Linked DNA regions of Homo sapiens: region 1 is linked to region 2. Evidence: read pairs that join two places in POLR2A ChIA-PET (ENCODE). Cell type or tissue: Panc1. All regions are shown on one strand. Each heading gives the region's core, and the rest is flanking DNA. Links, peaks and the distances in the headings are about the cores only. Region 1 holds the start of GLRX2 (glutaredoxin 2). Region 2 overlaps CDC73 (cell division cycle 73).

What was found. Peaks named below come from ENCODE experiments on the same cell type or tissue, not always from the same donor. Only the 100,000 strongest peaks of a DNase experiment are listed, where the experiment ranks them.
Region 1: POLR2A ChIA-PET joins it to region 2 with 16 read pairs; 3 of 35 experiments call an interaction of 5 or more read pairs at or near these places.

What each region holds. Positions count from the first base shown.
Region 1 is chr1:193,104,385-193,107,308 of GRCh38, reverse strand. GLRX2 (glutaredoxin 2) reads left to right here and starts at 1,895. Exons shown (of 4, transcript NM_197962.3): 1 at 1,895-2,045. The coding sequence starts at 1,927. RefSeq lists silencers at 1,717-1,956, 1,736-2,030, 2,007-2,106. In Panc1, for the core only: no CTCF peak of the experiment used is centred there; DNase peaks (open chromatin) are centred at 1,558, 1,778, 2,151 and 2,302; H3K4me3 peaks cover 1,427 bases; H3K27ac peaks cover 1,626 bases.
Region 2 is chr1:193,189,542-193,192,465 of GRCh38, reverse strand. All of the region lies in intron 10 of CDC73 (cell division cycle 73), which reads right to left. Among named protein-coding and RNA genes, the nearest start is that of B3GALT2, 4.4 kb to the right of the region's middle. In Panc1, for the core only: no CTCF peak of the experiment used is centred there; no DNase peak of the experiment used is centred there.

The sequences.
Region 1 (2,924 bases), core at 172-2,671, 85 kb after region 2:
TCTCCCCATTTCCACCTTCTCCCAGGCCCTGGCAACCACCGTTCTACTGTCTGCTGACATATTTCTTAACTTGCTATTGCAGTCATCACAACTATGACCAAAAATAATAATCACTTCTGTAGCTACCCCACGAAGCACAAAGAAGTTGAAAATTATCAATATATTTATTAATATATTATGCTGAATTCAGGCATAACACTTTCTTCTGAAGTACTTTACATTCTGAAATCCTTAAAAAAATCTGTCCAGTGAATTCTGTGCTTGATAATAGTCCATCTATGCTGTATTAAAATTAAATTGTAACATGATCGGTTCACCTCATAATGATCTTTATTTCATAAAACAATTTGAGATGAGGTAAAATTTGACTTCAAAACTAACATAACACCATAAATTTCCAAAATAGTTTTATAAAAAAATTAAAAAGCCCACAACACTATAGATAGATAACATACCTTAATTTTTATTTTATTTTATTTATTTATTTTTTTATGAGACGGAGTTTTGCTCTTGTTGCCCAGGCTGGAGTGCAATCGTGTGATCTTGGCTCACTGCAAACTCTGCCTCATGGATTCAAGCGATTCTCCTGCCTCAGCCTCCCGAGTAGCTGGGATTACGGGCATGCGCCACCACGCCCGGCTAATTTTGTATTTTTAGTAGAGACGGCGTTTCACCAATATTGGAGGGGCTGGTCTTGAACCCCCAACCTCAGGTGACCCGCCCGCCTCGGCTTCCTAAAGTGCTGGGATTACAGGACTGGCCACTGCGGGAGCTGCGGCAGCTGCGGCCTCTGGGTACGGGGTCAGCGGGCAGTCCTGTAATGGCCACATTACAGGACAGGCCATCGCGCCTGGCCACATGCCTTAATTTTCAAAGTCAAATTTGTCTTTAAAAAGAATGAATTCCTACCCTTTGGGGGTATTTATTTTTGCAACTAACTTCCATCCTTTTATTAAGTAATCAAACATAGCCCATTTGAATGTTGGAAAAGAACTGTCAGAAATACAAGTTCTTATTTTGTACTTTGGTAACATGAATTTTACACTTAGTTGAACATGAAGAATCAAAAAAGCTCTGGATTGTTGTAATAATTGTTTAGAATTTTAGATGTACCATTTGACCTTTGACTTTAAGATGAATTTCAGTGTCCTCAGTAAATAAAGGCTTACCCCCAACCTTAAATAGTGACGCACAAAGGCTATTATTACCACCACTGAGTGGCTTAAATAATCCTGTCAACAGCAATCGCCCATTTCCAAAGCCATGGTGAAACATCTCTGTGCTAATTTCTTTTGTTTTGTTTCCTAATTTTTTTTTTTTGGCAGGTGGTGGGAAATAATCTTTGTCTTCTTTGGAGTAAACCTTCAACACCGGATTTTTTCTTTTAATTATGGATGTAAACCCCAATATCCCCATAATTTACATTGGGTCTCGACCAATTGCCTAATTATAAGAGGATATATTTAGGCTCTTATTTCATCCACACAAAAACTTGTGTAACAGGTAGTTGGAAACATCTGAGGCACCACTTTGATTCTGTTTTGGATGGTCATGTTTTTTCTCCTCCGTTTCCCCAGCATGTCTGCCACCATCCTCATGCACTGCTTCCAAGTGCCTGGGAGCCTTTATGAGCGTCCCTAAACCTAAAAGAATCCAGAGGCGGGGCTCGGATGAACCCTCGAGATAAGCAAGTGAGCCGCTTCTCCCCTCTAAAGGATGTTTACACGTGGGTGGCACTCGCTGGAATCCAGCGCTCGGGCAGCCCTGGGAGGACGCGCTCAGCTGCGAGGAGGTGACCGGCGGCGGCGCGGGCAGTCCGGAGGGGCGGGACGGGGCGGGGCAAGGCGGGGGCCGGGCCGGAGGAGGCGGGCTCCCGGGATCCGCGGTGTCCGGCAGTAGAGCTCGCTGCAGATCCGGGCTCTGACCATGATTTGGCGCCGCGCGGCGCTGGCGGGGACGCGGCTGGTTTGGAGCAGGAGCGGCTCGGCAGGCTGGCTTGACAGGGCGGCGGGAGCTGCGGGAGCTGCGGCAGCTGCGGCCTCTGGGTACGGGGTCAGCGGGCAGGAGTGCCGCGGCGTGGTGCGCAGGCCTTGCGGGGGTCTGGAGAAAGCGGTGGGCGGAGGTGCCCCTTTGCCCCGGCGCCGGGTGGGCGAGGCGTACTAGCGCGTGGGCTCTGAGTCATAACACGCAGAGGCGCTCGAGGGATGGGCAGGGAAGGGTGCCCTCCGCGGCTGTGCTGACTTCAGGAGCCTGTGACTCTCGCGTTGAAAATACTTCACTCATGTTCACTTAGGCCATCCCTCTGTGAATTGCTACATAAAATACAAGACGCCGCAATCAATTGGAATTTCTCTGAAAGAGCGAATGATTCTTAGTCCAAGTGTGTCCCAAATACTGCAGTGGACATAGGAAAAACGGAACAGTTTTCTGGTGTTTGGTTACAATTCTAATTTGACCGGGCGTCCTGCATTCTTGTTTGCTAAACTTAGCCACCCTACTGCAGGAAGTGAAGGCGATGATTCCCGCTGAATGGCCAGAGCTTTTAGGATAGAGGCTGACTGATGGTGATGCCGCCTGCGGCTAGACCGAGGATAGTGCTTTCCTTACACTTCCTCGTTTGGAATATCAGCGGCTTCGGGACCTGCAGTGGAAGGGAACTGCGGCTGTGCTGCCCACGCCCGCGCGGCTGGTGCCTGGCGGTCCTGCCGGCTCGCACTTCCGCGCCTGCCACTGCGCACTTGGCCGGAGAGTCTGTCTCGCTATCTACTTGATCTGGGAGCTTCTATCAGTTTTGCAAGATTCTAGGAATCTCAAGTTTAACTTTCCAGACCAAGCTAGAGACCCCTCCTGAAGGGCTAATCACAGGCTGTTAAGTGTTTGACAGCTCTTTGAGGCCCCGCCGTGTTTTTTTCTGCGTATCCCTG
Region 2 (2,924 bases), core at 123-2,622:
TGCTTTCTTGTTTTGTCTTTTATGAGACAGTGTCTCACTCTGTCGCCCAGGCTGGAGTGCAGTGGCGCGATCTCGGCTCACTGCAATTTCCGCCTCCCAGGTCCAAGTGATTCTCGTGCCTCAGCCTCCCAGGTAGCTGGGATTACAGGCATGTACCACCACGTCTGGCTGATTTTTGTATTTTTAGTAGAGATGGGGTTTTGCCATGTCAGCCAGGCTGGTCTTGAACTCACAATCTCAGGTGATTCGCTCATCTCGGCCTCCCAAAGTGCTGGAATTACAGGCATGAGCTACCATGCTTGGCTCCCAACACTTGCTTTCTATTCGTATCTACTACAGCCATTAAAATAAATACTTTCTGATACTAATAATTTATATTAGGGTAACTATGCCTCTTTGCAAAGTTTTAGTAGAATTTTAAGTTTCGATATTTTACATATACTTGAATTTACAAATTGTTTGTTATACTTTAAATAAATTAATAGTGTTAATAATTTTAAATATCAAGAATATGCTGGGTTTGCAGAGAATGGAGAGTAAGCTGCCTGAAATAATTTATTCAAAGGTGCTGACCCAGTGGATGTCACAGTTCTATCAAATTCAACACATGCCCTTTATATTTACTTTACATGGAACAAGTATTTATATAAGAAATACTTTACAATGACCCCTCTTAACTACCTGAAATGAAATGCACAGGTAATACAACCAATCTACATATATATTTTAAAAATTAATACACTAATACAAATAAAATTTTTAAAGACATTAATGATAGAGGCCAGGTGTGGTGGCTCAGGCCTATAATCCCCCGCACTTTGGGAGGACGAGGTGGGCAGATCACTTGAGGTTAGGAGTTTGAGACCAGCCTGCAACATGACGAAACCGCGACTCTACTAAAAATACAAAAATTAGCCAAGTGTGGTGGCACACGCCTGTAATCCCAGCTACTCGGGTGGCTGACGAAGGAGAATCACTTGAAACTGGGAGGTGGAAGTTGCAGTGAGCCAAGATCACGCCACTGCACTCCAGCCTGGGCAACAGAGCGAGACTGTCTCAAAAAACAAACAAAAAGAGAGATTTATGATAAAAATATGCATTTCAGTATGTAAGTCTCAGACATGATTATACCAGAAGATATACTAACCAGATGCTAATACCTATACATAAAGTCATAGTGAATGTAACAATTACAAATGCCCATAGACTGGTATATTGGTGACTCAAATGCCATGAACACAATTTCATTTTTTGATATGGTGAACCATTGGCCAAGTTTAGAACAAAGCAAAGTACAAGCTTCCCTCACTGTACACTGTAGTTACATTTCTAGATAATTCAGTGCACGTTAAAACTGAACAAAATATACTTTATGTTCCAACAATGTTTTAAATTTACTTAATTATAAAAAAGTGTTTCACCTACACAGATAGCCAATGAAACACTCAGAAGTCCTGCAGAACACAGAGCTAGTCTTTGCTGTTTACAAAGACTGTCCCACACACTACTGGACTACTACCTACCCTGGCCCTAAAATGCCCTTAAAAATCATTCTGTTAACTAGAAACATCCTCACAAACTTCTAGAACACCTCGTAGAAATCAGTACTACCCCTACCACTGCCCCCTTGAGAACCACAGCTCTAAGAGTATTATTCCTGACTGAAACAGCTGTGCCTCAGAAAAACCAAGGAATACACAAGCATAATAAAGTATTTGCCAAATCACTGCTGATTGTAAATGCTCATTGTTAATAGTTTGCATGAATTAAAACAGATAAAGGTGTCTATAATTAGTTCTGAAAGAGACACTTAAATTTAGCTTTGTTTTCAAGTCAAAAGAAATTCTTAAACAACATGCCTATCTGCTGCACAAGAAAACTGAAGGAGAAAAATAAGGCAGGCAAACACTGACACTTGTGGTCATTCTGAGATTGCTTATTTGCAATCAGGCTAATTCTTGCTTTGTGAGTTCAAGGAAAGTAAAGCTGGTTCATAAATCATCCACTGACTTTAGAGGAAAATTACAAGCTTTTAATAAACATTTGACTTCTCTTCAAAAAGGGGAAACTACCTATACTAATATTAAATAACCAAAAACAAGCCATTTGTCCAAATCCCTTATGTAATGAAAAAGACTGCATCTGATTATAAATAAAAACAGTCAAGAGAAATAAACTCCAAGCAAACATCATGCAAAATTGTCTAGTCATCTCAATAAAACTAAAATTGGTCTCTAAATAATTGTGTCAAGTGACAGTTTTCAGAGTGGTATGGTGGAAATTATACCTGATCTAAAACATTAAGATTTTTGTCCAACATGGGAAAAAATAGCTGGTATTTCTGGTAAGTCCTAGCTGAAATTAATTCCTTGAATTCAGGGACCAACCACTCATAATAAAGCACAAACAGGAAAGGAGACCAATATAAGAAGACCAGATTCATGTCTCCCTTCTAATGTTACTCAAGGATTTTGCTCATTCCCATTAGATGAAAATCATCCACCCTGGTTGAAGTGCTCTCCCCCTACCTTTCTCTTTTAATCTTTTTACCAAGGACATATTGTTGAATGTACATACATAGATAAACAGATGATGTAACTCCATGAGTTACTATTTAGTAGCCACTTGAACAGCAGATTTACATCTGATTCAACATGTAATAATCATTCAAAACCATTAACTACATGAATACAAAAATAATTATTCCTATACCCAGTAAAAACTGACAATTAGGAGGCATTACAATTCCTGTCTTTAAATTCTGACTCCTTGAAGTCTATACTAGACATGCCCAGGAAAATGCTAAAACCGGCCTGGACAGCTCTGGCCATGATGCACATAGTAACGGCCACCTATTTTGCCATCACGGATGTGTTGTAGGATTAAAAATAGACTTATGCAAGTGACAATTACAAGCCATTTAT